2 separate regions of the Homo sapiens genome follow, and region 1 is linked to region 2. A link is an interaction called in ENCODE POLR2A ChIA-PET data of the cell type or tissue named here. Cell type or tissue: HepG2. All regions are shown on one strand. Each heading gives the region's core, and the rest is flanking DNA. Links, peaks and the distances in the headings are about the cores only. Region 1 overlaps LOC105370507 (a long non-coding RNA gene). Region 2 has its middle 44 kb from the start of CDKN3.

Region 1 (7,514 bases), core at 1,423-6,422, 220 kb before region 2:
TAGTAACCAGTGTCTACGATTGTGGGTGACAATGTTTTACTATTGCAATTTATTTTATCCTTTTTATGTTATTATGAGAGAGAGGAGAAAGAGAGAAAAAGATGTGAGAAAGAGTAAAGCACATGCTGGGTACTGAGAAAATGTTTGTGGAATAAATGAATTTTTCCATCTGTGCTTTAAAATATTTGTTGTTTTACCCACATGGAAGGAAATATTTCATATCAAGCATTACCAGTCTGGAAACTCGCCCTAAGTCTCTATATGGTGGGGAGAAGAAGGAAGATAAAAACTGAAATAAGATGGTTCGAAATAATAAATAGCATACCCTACGGGTAGATCTAGCCTGTACATGGCTCAAAGGTGATAAGGAGGATATTGTCTGGGAAGCAGAATGCAGCAGACAACAAAGCTCTCAGACAATAAGAAATATGATAAACCGTTACCCACTTCCATATGCTTTATGTTTTGGGACCATACAGAATCTTTATCATGAAGATACCAGAAGGTAGTATGGCAGATTGAGATTTGGTGCCTCTATTGACCACAGATTCTAAAATTCAAGCCCTAGTGTTATCTCCTCTCACACTACCTCTAGGCTTGGCTATGTGATGAGTTTTGTTCTCATAGAATGCACTTCTTTTTTTTTTTTTTTGAGATGGAGTGTAGCTCTGTCACCCAGGCTGGCATGCAGTGGCACGATCTCAGCTTACTGCAACCTCCATTTCCCTGGTTCAAGCAATTCTCCTGCCTCAGCCTCCCAAGTAGCTGGGATTACAGGTGCCCATCACCATGCCTGGTTAATCTTTTTCTATTTTTAGTAGAGACGGGGTTTCATTGTGTTGGCCAGGCTGGTCTCAAACTCCTAACATTGTGATCCACCTGCCTCGGCCTCCCAAAGTGCTGGGATTACAAGTGTAAGCCACCGTGCCTGGCCAGAATGCACCTTTTTATCCCCTAGCCACCATGCTGTAAGTAAACCCATGCAGCCATGTGGAAAGACCCATGTGGAGCAGACTTGAAACCTTGGCTTACAGCCCCAGTTAAGGTCCCAGCCAGAGGCCAGTATATAAACTGCCAGAGATGGAACTGAGGCCATTCTGAACCTTCCAGCTGTACCCAGTGTCCCTGCTGACACCTTGCAAAACAGAACTGCCAGTCAATAGATTCATGAGAGTATAAATCACTTCTGGTTTAAGTCACTAAATATTATAGTAGTTTGTCATGCAGCAATAGATAACCAAAATATGTAGAGAGTGAAAGCAATAATCTACATATTATTAAATGAGTTCAAAACCAGCCTTGGTACAGTTTTGACTCTCTTGAGTCTCCCCAAGTCCTGAGATCTTGGTCCAGCGTTTTTCAACCTGGCTGTCTGCCAGAATCACCTTCAGAGCTTTTTCGAAGTACATGTAACTGGGCCCACCTCAGAAATTCTGATTCCAAAATATCCAGTAGAGCCTGTCAACTTCTTTGTAAAACGTTCCACTGGTGTGTACCCAATGTCAGAACTCCCAGAAGAGTCTGTACTGACATGACCAGATGTTTTAAAATGGACAATATCACATATGACCTCACATCCACCCTTGACACAGAGAATGGTATCTTAACAACAATCTGTTGTAACCAGTTTCTTTTATGGAGCAATACTGCCCTTAGAGACTCTACAAGAAAAATAAAATGGTGTTGTGTTGGAATATGTTTTCCAAACCTTCGTTGGAAAAAAACAGTCAACTCTATATACTTTAACCACCAAAATGTTCTCAAGGTCAAGCTGAGCACATAAACCTCAAATAAGGAGTTGATGAGAGGGGTTACCTAACAGGAGCAGAGGAGAAAGGAAGCAGGGCAGCATGAGAGTGTCGCTGCAACAATTGCTCCTTCTGTCCACCCTGGCTTAGTTATGGTCAGAGGAAAGGGAGAGGTTGTGCAATTGTGTACATAATGCTGGGTGGGAGTGAGGTGGGTTCAAGGAAGCGGGAGGTCAGGGTGGCCCATTTTCCTCATCTGCTCAACATAAGCATGTGAGGAAATAATAATGTCTTTTAATAATATCAATGAAAGACAAACATCAGGGGAATGGGCATTGAGGTTATGAGGTCCAGCCAGTCTCTCGAACAAGGAGATTCTCCCTTCACTGCCAATCTTGCAGAACCTGTACATGTGTTTATGAAGAGGAGAGAAGGGTTTGGGTCTTTTTATGTGTCACGGCAGCAGTAGCATGAGCAAGAAATAACCAAGGGGAAGACAAAATTCAGGGGTCAAGACCTCCTCCCAATGTGAAGATCTTCCTCCAGTGATAATTTTAGGCAATCTGGATTGACTTTATTAAGGGAGATAAAGGATTTCCCTAAAAAGTAAAATGGATTAATATGTCTGAGAACATGGATAAGAGTAAAAGGATGCTTCATGTCTCCTCCCTGCCTGGACATGTGTTAATTCAAGGCTCTCTTTGTTGCAAGTGAATGAAAACAACTCAAACTGCCTTCAACATAAATCAGAAGATGATTTAAAAAAAAAAAATCTAAGGGTATTGTGAACTCCGTCATGGCTGGATCCAGGTGCTCAATTTTTCATGAAGTTGCCTCTCTGTGTCTTGATCAGCTTTCCTCTTTGCAGGCTCCATTCTCAGGAAGGCTCCCCAACCCCACCACCAGGCCACTGGGGGTGGGGTGTGACAAGATGGAAGCGAGAAGCTCCAGGTCACTTTTTATCCTCACAACAACCTCCACAGAAAGATTTCTCTTTTTCTAACGATCTCCAAGAACTAAGTCTTCTCCACTGTGATTGGGTCACATGTCACTGTGATTGGGTCACATGTCCATCATTGAGCCAATCACTATGCAGGAGAATGTAATTTCCAGTGTGGCCAGCCCTGAAGCATGAGGAGGAGTCAGCTCCACCCAACCTATGTGTTCTGACAGTGAAGGAGGGGCAGTTTCCCATGAAAACTCAAGGATTTGTTTTGTTTTACCAGAAACAGGGTGAATAGATGCTATACAGTTAAATGCCATCTCTGGCTTAAAGCCGAGAACTGGGCCTCTGGAAGAACAACTTATACATTTTTGAAGAGGGAGTTCTGTGTTTTGAAGTAGTGACTGTGCAGGCCCTGCACGCTTGATGGCACCCACAGATGCCTGCCCTGTACCCTCCATGGTAAACAGTTCTTGATCCTTCTCCAGCATCCAGCAGTCACCCTGAAACTGGCTGGGGTCATGGATGCTCAACCTCATCCTCAAAGGCCTAGAACAGAGCAGCTCAATTGCCACTTATTTATTCTGATGAAGTCAGTCAGTCAAAACGCGAGGATTTTTGGTCTCAGCTCCTCCACTGGCTTGTTGCTTTGTGCCTGGAGAGTTCAACAACTGTTAAATCTTTCAGCTTTCACTCAAGTAAAAAAAAAAAAAAGAAAGTCCAAGATTCTTCAAAAAGACATTCTACTGAAATGAAAAACATTTCAAATATACTGTCATCACTCTTACAAGTCTTCTCACCTGAGCCAAGTAACAATGTGTGCCAGATGAATAAAAAGAAGAATGCCAACTTTATAGATTTTACCACCTCATACTTTTTCAGGTCTGTGAAAAATGTTTAACGGGTGAGTAATTTTTTTATAATTCTCTACAAATCTGCTCCACATCAAAGATTGTTTTGGGGAGGGTGTTTCCAAGAGACAGAGCAGAATACTTAAGCTAGGATAGTTTGATATTCACCATTCCTGGTATATTAAAGTATTTGGTGATGTAAGGAATAAAAGTCTCCAGATCCCCAGCTTGGTGGTCAGCATATTTTATAATCAAGCCAGAATCTTGTTAGTTTCTCATAGTATCTTAACATATGTAGTTGAAGGAGTAAAAAGCTATCTCTTCTTCATTCTTCTTTTTCTATTCTTAGCCTCCATCTTGGCCCAACTCCATCCCCAATTTGAACCTAACCAAGTAAATATTACGTGGTGTTATCATTTGTGAGCCTTGCCTCAAATGCATAAGCATAAAAGAATGTGTGATTGGGGCACAATAAAAAGAAGGCACCATGAGAAACATACATCCTGTCTACCTTATTGACAATCCTCTGGCCTCCACACTGAATGGCACTAATAACACGGACAAGCACACAGAGAAAAAAGAGTGAAGAAAGACTCCCCCTTTCACTTTCACTCTCAGAAAGGCTTAGCAGGGTATCCTCTTTGGTACAAAGAGAAGGAATAACCTCATTCCAATTTTTGGTATTGGTGAGACAACCTAAAATCCCCTGGTATAGCAGTTTTTAGATTGTGTTTCATGGATCCCCAAGATCCCACATGAAGAAGAAATTATTTGAATGTCTGTATGTTAAATTTGTGCCTGCCCTATCATTTCGTGCCTCCCCTTTCCTCTCTCTCCAGCCAACACTCCACCAGCTAGGACTGAGATCCAAGCCACAGAAGACAATGCAAAAACTTTCTATAGTCCTGGAAAGTCTGATGAACTGTGAGCTAGACCACAGAAAGTCATGGCCACATGAATCTAGTTTTTGTACCCTCACTTTGATCCTCCTTGCCAGTCTGGCTCTTTGTTTAGGTGACCCTTGGCCTCTGGAGTCAATGTTTGTCTTCTAAATGCTATTTCAACACTAACATCTGGTGATGTCCCCCAGCCTGACATTTGTGAAGCAGATGCTTCCAGTGGCCTGGAGTGTGCCTTCTGGGTCAATGTTTTCAATAATGCCCTCTGGCATTGATCTCTGTGGTACCTCTCCCTAGGTAAGAAAAAAATGCCACTAGGAAATGGCTGAGAAAGAACACTTCAGACCATCTGGAGGTAATCTTGGAATATAAAAACCCAGAAGTTCTTGTATAAAGAAATACCTAGAGGAAGGCAGTAGGGAAAAAAAAATCAAGTCTGTGGTATTTTTTTAAGTTGTACTTTAAATAGTCCAGCAGTTCAAACCTGACAAATCTATGCTTCATTTTAAGGAATGTCTTTCTGTTCAGGGTCATCTCTGCTGAAATGTTGAAGTAACAAAGAATAGAATCTCTTGCTGAGAAAAGCAAGCCCTCTCTCCCTACTCAGTCCCACTCTCCCTCCATGCACACACATGGGCCCACACTTTACAGTACTTTGTAAGAGGCTCCTCTCATTGTGGGCCTAGATAAAACTTCAAGGAACTAGAGCATAAATTCCACTAGCCTACATTTGGACAATGATGTCTTTTCAAATTATGGACTTTTCCTATGTGTCCTGTTAAGCTTTCAAAAGTAGGAAGCTGGTCAATGAGAATTTCTTGCTTCGATTAGATGAAGACTTCTCATCTCCACCACTGTGTCTCGAGATCTGCTCTTACTTATCACCAGAACCACCTACAGAGAAGGTCGGAATCTCCTCAATCTACTCAGGAGTTCAGTATAGGCAATGTACTCATGAGGCTACTTTGTAATATTCACCATACTGCTGTATGGTTTTTCTTTCTAAAAAGCTTAGAATCCATCATTCTCTCATTCCAACAGCCTTTCATGTTCATAAAAATCCTGTTATCCAAATGGTAACAAGGGCAGGGCAGGGTAGGGGGGTGAGCACTACACAAACCAAGTTGAAGGGGTATGGTAGGCAGAATTGTAAGATGACCCCCAAAGGCTCACACGCTTGTATAACCACCTCCCATGAGTGCATGCAAAACTTGTGACTTGCTTCTAACCAACGGAATATGGCAAAAGTGATGAGATACCACTCCCATGATTATTACACCATGTTATATGGCAAAGGTGAAGGGATTTTTGCAAACGTAGTTAAGCTTCCAAATCAGGTGACTTTCAGTTAATAAAAGAAGATTATCTAGGATAGACCTGGCCAATCAGGTGGAGCCCTTTGAAAGACAGTCTAGAGGACAGAAACAGTGGCTCATGCCTATAATCCCACCACTTTGGGAGGAAGAGGCAGGAGGATCACTTGAGCCCAGGAGTTCAGGACCAGCCTGGACAAAACAAGGAGAGCTTGTCTCTAGAAAAAAAAAATTGTTTTAAAAATTAGCCAAGCATGGTGGCATGTGCCTGTAGTCCCAGCTACTCGGGAGGCTAAGGTGGGAGGATCACTTGAGCCTGGGAGATGGAGGTTGTAGTGAGCTGAGATCGCACCATTGAACTCCAGCCTGGGTGACAGAGCAAGACTCAGTATGTATATATGTATGTATGAATGAATAAACGAATAAAGTAAAATAAATAAGGTCTAGAGTCAGAGAGCCCAAGCAAGAAAGACTCTCTTTCTGGGTTGAAAAAGTAAGCTCTCATGTAGTAAGAGGATTTGTGAGAAGTCCACATGGCAAGGATCTGAGGATGGCCTCTATTTTCTAAGAATGATCCCTGGCCAACAGCTAGCAAGAAAACAAGGACTTCAACTATACAGCTGTGAGGAAACAAATAGTGCAAACAAACTGAATGAGCTTGGAAGCACTTTATTCCCAAATCATGTCTCCAGATAAGAACACAGCCTGGCTGACATCTTGATTTCAGCCTTGTGAGACCCTGAGCAGAGAACCCAGTTAAATCATGCCTAGACTTCTGATCTGCAGGAACTATGGGATAATAAATTGGTTATATTTGAAACTGCTGAAGTTTGTGGTAATTTGTTATGCAGCAATAGAAGATTAGTACAAGGGGGTTGACTGGGAAGCAACTCAAATATATAATATCCCATAAGTCAGTCCGCTAACCACTGTGTACTTTATGGAGCTTGGATGCAGTTCTTTACTGAGAATGAGCAGTCCCATGGGACAGAGGAGAATGTGACTCTGCTTCAAAATATAGATGAATGGACGGATAAATAGCTACATAGAGATACACACATACATATAACAAGGACTTACTGTGTACCAGGATCTCTACTGAGGGTGTTAAACATTTGATCTTGTTTAAATGAGGGCTTAGAGTTAAAATGGTGTAGATACTTTTAATGCCAGAAATTTGCTGAAGCTAATGGACTCAAAGGAAATAAAAACTAACAAAGCAAAGCAAAGGACACATGAATCCACCCCTCCCAAAATCACAGGTTAAGATGTATCTCCCAGTCTCTATAGCCCTTCAAGAAGGATATGAATGTTATAGAAAGCAAAGAGGACAAGCTAGATGGCATAATCAATCTGTTCAGAAGAGTTTGATTACAGTTTTAAATTAAGAGTTTGCCAAATTACGCTGTAAATAAAACTAACAGTTTTCCTGGTGACTGATTTTGAGTGGACAGTGGGCAGGTCTGTATTTATACATGTTGGTATGAAATGCATTTAATGGGATGTTTTAAAACTGTTAGTCACAACCTATTAGTAGGTCATGAATCCACAATCAGCAAAACATGAAATCTGCCACTGACATGGAACCCATTGCTGTGTGAGTTGCTAATGTCAGTATTTTAAAGGAAACAGTTATTGTTTTAAGAATGCAACTTACTGGGCGCAGTGGCTCACACCTGTAATCCTAGCACTTTGGGAGGCTGAGGCAGGCAGACCACAAGGTAAGGAGTTCGAGACCAGCCTGGCCAACATGGTGAAAC
Region 2 (7,514 bases), core at 1,689-6,688:
CTTGCCTCAATTAAGGCAGTTTAGGAAGCAAAGTGAGAGAAGCACTTTAAAAAGCACAAGAATATCTCCTCGTGGGTCCTCACTTGCATGTTCTTACGAAGCCGGATTGTTCGTAGCCTACTCTGCAATTTCAGAGTGGTGAGTGGCTCCAAAGCAGCTTACAAGGAAACATAACTGTCACAGAGGCTAAGAGATTGCTTAAAAATAAATTACTGATTCTCTTTTCCTGAGAGCAACCTGCTGTGACCTTTGGAAGGCTTCTTTTGGGTCTTCAATTTTGCATCTGCCTGAGCTAAAAGGGATTGCCAGAGTCCCACTGTTTGGTTTATGACCCAGCTCATCCCTGTCCCTTGGAGGACGTGAGGACATGAGCCTGGCATTAGTGCACACTGTAAATGTGTTTGTGCCCAGAACTCTCTAGAATAGAAAGGTTTCCAAGTACTTCACTATAATGACTTAGTCACAAATGAATTTTAATATGCTAGAAGAACATGAGTATTTTGGATGAAAAGCCAATCTTTTCGTCCCCCCTTTTAAAATAGAAAGAAGCATAGCATCTGAGCTCTGTGGAAGGGACCATCCAAAACTAATGAAATACCATCTTAACGTAAGCACCTAAAGCAAGCATGTGTGCGCCATGGGGGCCTCAGTCCTGGTGGTTTCCTGGAGAAGATTTCACATGAGAGAGAAAAAGCTTCTCTGTTCCCTGATGCAGTGTGGATATTTTTAAATGGACTTTATGCGTTTTTTGTTTATTTGGTTTGGTGCTGAAAAATTAGACAAGGCACTCAGCTCTCTTCACATGACTAAAGTTTGAACTTGTGCATAATGAGTGCAAAATAGTGTCTGAAAATAGCAAAGAACAGAAGAGTAAGATGATCAGCGGGAAGGGAGGCAGCACGTCATAGGGAAGGCAGCCAGTACTCTGAAAAGCAATCCAACAAATAATTAACTGGTTGAAAGCCAAGAGGACAGTATGATAACAGACACTGATAGACACTAATTATAAGTGCAGTACTGTGAAACATGAAGAAATGATATGGTTAACAATCCTAAAAATGTTACAATGGGCAATGTAAGATGAGCAAGGAAGCTACAAGGAACACTCTATCGTGTTATATTTTGGCTGCTAATTTCTAGCAATAACACATTTATAATGATATGCTATTAACAAATTGACCAATACATCTTTTTTTTTTTTTTTTTTTTTTGGAGACAGGGTCTCGCTCTGTCGTCCAGGCTGGAGTGCAGTGGCACAATTTTGGCTCACTGCAAGCTCCGCCTCCCGGGTTCACGCCATTCTCCTGCCTCAGCCTCCCGTGTAGCTGGGACTACAGGTGCCTGCCACCACGCCCAGCTAAATTTTTGTATTTTCAGTAGAGACACCGTTTCACCGTGTTAGCCAGGATGGTCTTGATCTCCTGACCCCGTGATCCACCCACCTTGGCCTCCCAAAGTGCTAGGATTACAGGCGTGAGCCACTGTGCCCGGCCGACCAATACATCTTTTGAACCACTGAAAAGGTTGGCTGAACAGAAAAGTATTTTTGCATGTAATATATATGGAAAGGAAAGAGAGAGTGTCAGATTATAGGAAGAGTTACACTGAGTCAAGCCCATCAAGGTACAAGGTTGAAGGTAAGATCCCAGGTGAAAGCCAGGCACGGTGGCTCATGCTTGTAATCCCAGCACTTTGGGAGGCTGAGACAGGATCACTTGAGCCCAGCAGTTCAAAACCAGCCTGGGCAACCTAGTGAGACCTTGTCTCTACAAAAACTAAACAAAATTAGCCAGCAATGGTAGCTCTCACCTGTGGTCCTAGCTACTCAGGAGGCTGAAGTGGGAGGATCACTTCAGCCGGGCAGGTCAAGGCTGCAGTGAGCTGTGATCATGTCACTGTACTCTGTCTCAAAAAAAAAAAATAAAAGTGTTCCTACTTCTCCACATCCTCTCCAGCACCTGTTGTTTCCTGACTTTTTAATGATTGCCATTCTAACTGGTGTGAGATGGTATCTCATTGTGGTTTTGATTTGCATTTCTCTGATGGCCAGTGATGATGAGCATTTTTTCATGTGTTTTTTGGCTGCATAACTGTCTTCTTTTGAGAAGTGTCTGTTCATGTCCTTTGCCCACTTTTTGATGGGGTTTGTTTTTTTCTTGTAAATTTGTTTGAGTTCATTGTAGATTCTGGATATTAGCCCTTTGTCAGATGAGTAGGTTGCAAAAATTTTCTCCCATTTTGTGGGTTGCCTGTTCACTCTGATGGTAGTTTCTTTTGCTGTGCAGAAGCTCTTTAGTTCAATTAGATCCCATTTGTCAATTTTGGCTTTTGTTGCCATTGCTTTTGGTGTTTTAGACATGAAGTCCTTGCCTGTGCCTATGTCCTGAATGGTAATGCCTAGGTTTTCTTCTAGGGTTTTTATGATTTTAGGTCTAACGTTTAAGTCTTTAATCCATCTTGAATTGATTTTTGTATAAGGTGTAAGGAAGGGATACAGTTTCAGCTTTCTACATATGGCTAGCCAGCTTTCCTAGCACCATTTATTAAATAGGGAATCCTTTCCCCATTGCTTGTTTTTCTCAGCTTTGTCAAAGATCAGACAGTTGTAGACACGCGGCATTATTTCTGAGGGCTCTGTTCTGTCCCGTTGATCTATATCTCTGTTTTGGTACCAGTACCATGCTGTTTTGGTTACTGTACACATGGACACAGGAGGGGGAACATCACACTCCGGGGACTGTTGTGGGGTGGGGGGAGAGGGGAGGGATAGCATTGGGAGATACATCTAATGCTAGATCACGAGTTAGTGGGTGCAGCGCACCAGCATGTCAATGTATACATATGTAACTAACCTGTACATTGTGCACATGTACCCTAAAACTTAAAGTATAATAAAAAAAAATTAATAAAAGATCCCAGGTTACTCCCCAGATGCAAAGACCCTATAAAGCCTTCCTAAAATAACCAGTCTTATCATCTCAATTGGCTGATGCTTAACGTGCAGTCAACAATTTTTTTTTTTTTTTTTTTTTTTTTTAAGAGACTGAGTCTCGCTTTGTTGCCAGGCTGGAGTGCAGTGGCATGATCTCGGCTCACTGCAACCTCCACCTCCCAGGTTCAATTGATTCTCCTGCCTCAGCCTCCCAAGTAGCTGGGACTACAGGTGCGTGCCACCATGCCTGGCTAATTTTTCTATTTTTAGTAGCAACGGGGTTTCACCATGTTAGCCAGGATGGGCTCCATCTCCTGACCTCATGATCTGCCTGCCTCAGCCTCCCAAAGTGCTGGGATTACAGGCATGAGCCACCGCGCCTGGCCGCAGTCAACACTTATTTCATCTTTAGCTTTATTGGCAACATTAGGGACTGTCAAAAGTTTGAATATGTCTTAAATTGAAAGCTCCAAAGGGCAGGAAGTCTGACTTCCTGGTTCACTTGTCAATACCACAGAACTACCATAGGTAAGTTTTTCCAACAATGTATTTTCTGTCACTTTTTGTTTTTCAGTTTGTTTGTTCGTGGTATGTAGGTATGCATTTTGCAGACAATGAGAGCAAACATTTACTGAATGCTTGCTGTGTGCCAGGCACCATCCTAAATTCTGTGCACACATTACCTTATTTAACCCTCACAGTAACCTTCATGGGGAGGTACTATGACCACCTCCCTCTTTGCCAGCTGAAACGACTGAGGCACACAGAGGCTAGTAAGTCTGCCACTCCTCATCTCTATCAAGTTCCAATTCCAACTGCTGGCAGAAATTACACTCCTAGCTAACTCCAGGTACGTTAGCAGTTTCAAATTTAAAAACAGTTCAGCATTTCCTCCTCCTCCTCCTCTTCTCAAGGTCGTTTCTAAGCTCTTGGGGACTTGTGTAGCACTGTGACACCCGGAAAAGGCATCTCCTCCCTTGTGGCCATCATCTGCCTTACACTGGCAACTGCTGAGATGTTCTGCTCAGTTTGGTCCTCAGATCTGATGACCCTCCAGAGCCAGCATGTGCTGGGGGAGCTGAATTCCTATCTCGTCTCCAGCCACAAAGTGAGCACTCAAAATGCTGGTCTTTCTACCAAGGGACACCTTCAGGCCCACCTGCCCTCACGCTTCCTCTTGGCTAATTCGCAAGCCCTTCTTGAGTGATATGAAACTGTGCTCTTCCAAGGGCAGGAAACCAGGTAGGTTGTTGGCTGTGTTGATACCTACGCTCCTTGTCTTTACTTGTATGAGGCATCCCACCAGTGTGGGAGGGAAGCCCCAGAGCATGGCATGCTGTCCCAGAACTCATCCTGGACATCATCTCAAGCTCCCTCTGCCCTTGTGTGCCCATGTGGATCTCAATGTCCCAGTGTTACACAGTTTGTTACCTCTTGGCTTTCAGCCAAAGCACCACAATGTAGCAGTCTCTTTGTGAGGTATCACCCAGAGTTCTTTGTCTCACAACCAAGAAAATTAAGGAGTGTGGACACAAAGGGCGAGGTTGGAGTGCAAGTTTAATAAGTGAAAGAAGAGAGGGCCCAAAAGAGGTGTTGCCATGGAAAGAGGGCCCAAAAGAGGAGTTGCCGTTTTTACAGTTGAATCCAAAAGCTTTTATGAGAAACTCTCCTCATCTCTGCAGCTGTTTGTGTAACTTCCCTTATCTGTGGAGCTGTCTGTGTAACTCTCCTAATCTTTGCAGCTGTGGGCATGTCTTTTTAGGAAAGCACAAAGTGCAGCTTCTCTTGTTTGTGCAACTGTGGGTATGTTTGGGTAAGGCCCCACCCCCTCCCCATGCAAGTTCCCATGGAGCCTCCCATGTACATACCTGAAAAGGGGAAGAAACTTTTTCCTGGGAGCCTGCTGATTACACCAAGAACAAAGGCTGCTGTGTTGGGTCTTGCTTTCTTATCTGTGCAGCTGCAGCCTGAGTTTTCCCCAGGCTGCTGTTTGTGCCTATAGCTTTGATTTTTCAGGCTGTTTCTCTGTTTGAAGGAGTTTTACCAAGGACCCATCTTTAGCTGTCTGCCCAACTCATTTTTCCTTTTCTCCCTCACCAGCACACTGCTCCTTCCCCAGCGCTGCTCTCTAGGATGGGTGTGAGTAGCAGAAGGTTCTGCTTTCTCAGAGATCACTTACTCCTGCCTCTATCTCACCTCTCCAGCCCACAGTTTTCTTCTTCTCTTCTGTGTCTTATGGGGGAAAAATAATCCCGACTCCTAAAGTGTTCTTCACAAATCTTGCTTATACCCATGAAATGGCTTTGGAATTTAAAATGAAGATTCAGAAGTTGTGTTCACCGATTTCACACCAAAGATCTTTCCTTAAAGTGATGGTGACTAACATTGAGTGTTCAGGCTTAGGGCAAGGCGTCAATGTAAAAATGAGTAAATTTGATAAAGCATAGAGCAGGAGGGTACACATAAGTTATAAGTCCACAATATCATGCCACCACAAAACCATGAGAAAAAAAAGTTTAGTAAATGATAGGGAAGGTATCCACACACTCTAAAAGCACAGATCAAAACATCTCATTGGATTCAAAAGCTGATAGATGATATAATTGCATTTTATATGACACTCTTGCAAAGGCAAAATTATAGGGACAAAAAATATAGATTATATACATACAGTGGAATATTATTCAGCCATGAAAAAGAATGAAGTACTGATGCTTGCTACAATGTGGATGAACCTTGAAAACATTATGCTAAGTTAAAGCCAGATACAAAAGGTCATATATGATTCCATCTGTATAAAATATCCAGACTAGATAATCCACAGAGACAGAATACAGATTGATAGTTACCAGGGACTGGGGAGCAAGAAAGAGGGAGATAACTGTAAGGAATTTTACTTTGAAGTTATGGAAATGTTTTCAAACTAGACAGGGGTAGTGTTGCACAACATTGTGAATGTATTAAATGTCACAGAATTGTTCACTTTAAAATGGTTAGTTTTATGTTATATGAGTTTCACTTCAGTAAATTATTTTTTTTAAATCAGTGGTAGCCAGGGGTTGGGAAGAGACTTGACTATAAAGGGGCACAGGACTACTTTGGAAGATGATGGAATTATTCTGTATCTTGATTGTGGCAGTAGTTACACAGCTATCTAATTAGTCAAATGTAGAAACTATACATTTGAATAGTTTCGCATCTATTTTATAAAACTATATACAAATAAGCATGATTTTACTGTGTGTAAATTATAGTTTAATTTCTAAATGGAGGGAGAGAACCATCCAACAGATAGAAGTGAAATAAATATTACTAAATCCTGCGACAGGTTATTTTACTAGAGAATGACTAATAGGGTCATTAAAAGATTTTTTTTAGTTTCAATCTAATAAAATAAAAATTTACTGGCTACTATAGGATGGAATTTATACTGTCATTTTTCATCATCCTGTTAGTCACTGTTTAAAAATTTGGTGTGTATCAATGTGTTAGAGAACTTAACTAAGATTTTTAAAGATAACTATGTAAATATATCAATACTAACTCTCTAAATAAAGGAAACTGTACACTTAAAAGCAATCATTGAGGCATGAGGTCAAGTAGGTTATTTGTGAAATAATGTAGCGCAGAACTCCAAAGTCAATCATAGCAAGACAATTTAAACTATCCTGACCTAATAATTTCAAACATATTTTATTCATTTCAAAGGTGTTCTGGCTATCCATTGCTGCTTAACCAGTCCAAAACTTATTGGCTTAAAACAATTTTAGTATTATCTCCCACAATTCTGAAGGTTGAATGGGCTCAGCTGGACAGTTCTCATCCAGGGACGTCATGTTGCAGTCAAATGGAGGAGTGAGTTTCAATCTGTAAGCTCAGTGGGCCTGACGTTCACTGTGCCTCACTCCTGTGATGGCAGTTGAAGCTAGTTGTTGGCCAAGAGCCCAGCAGTGGTCTGGGAAAGCACATCACATAGCCTATATGTGGCCTCTTCATGTAACCTGAGCTCCACCCAGCACAGTAGCTGGGATCCCGGAGGAAGTATCCCAAGAGCAAGCATTCCAAGAGGCTTGGATAGAGGCTGTAAGACCTGACCCAGCCTTGGAAGTCACACAGTATCATTTCCACCTCACTTTATTGGTCAAAAAGCAAGTCACAGGGCCAGCCCAGACTCAAGGGTAGGGAACTACACAAGAGTACTAGGAGGCATGTTTCACTGGGGACCATCACTGGAAACTAGCTTCCAAAAGAACCATCAATATTTATGAGGATCTTGGAATGATATTAAGTTTTCAGCTGTATCATTTTGGCAATTTTTTAATAAAAATTAGTCCCAATTTTAGAAAGCATACATCTTGGCAACTAACTACTGTCTAGTTTATTCATTCAACAAAAATTTACTGAGTGCCTACTATGTGCCAATCACTGTGCTAGGTCTGGAGGATAAGTGGATAATTAAGACGTGAAATCTGTCTTCTTGGAGCTTAGAGTCTTAGAGTGTGCATCATGGAAAGAAAAATTCCACAGACTCTGTTGGAGTGCAAAGGAAAGAGTTGGTTCTCCCTAAAGTGGAGTAAAGGAA

Evidence for each region. ChIA-PET counts read pairs that join two places held together with the same protein. Peaks named below come from ENCODE experiments on the same cell type or tissue, not always from the same donor. Only the 100,000 strongest peaks of a DNase experiment are listed, where the experiment ranks them.
Region 1: POLR2A ChIA-PET joins it to region 2 with 5 read pairs; 3 of 35 experiments call an interaction of 5 or more read pairs at or near these places.

What each region holds. Positions count from the first base shown.
Region 1 is chr14:54,134,259-54,141,772 of GRCh38, forward strand. The region is part of intron 4 of LOC105370507 (a long non-coding RNA gene); the gene reads right to left. Among named protein-coding and RNA genes, the nearest start is that of BMP4, 180 kb to the left of the region's middle. RefSeq lists an enhancer at 4,493-4,637 and a cis regulatory region at 4,558-4,571. In HepG2, for the core only: no CTCF peak of the experiment used is centred there; DNase peaks (open chromatin) are centred at 1,733, 2,863, 4,093 and 4,543; H3K4me3 peaks cover 1,003 bases.
Region 2 is chr14:54,349,534-54,357,047 of GRCh38, forward strand. No RefSeq gene overlaps it. Among named protein-coding and RNA genes, the nearest start is that of CDKN3, 44 kb to the right of the region's middle. In HepG2, for the core only: no CTCF peak of the experiment used is centred there; DNase peaks (open chromatin) are centred at 3,558, 3,918 and 4,738; H3K4me3 peaks cover 1,699 bases.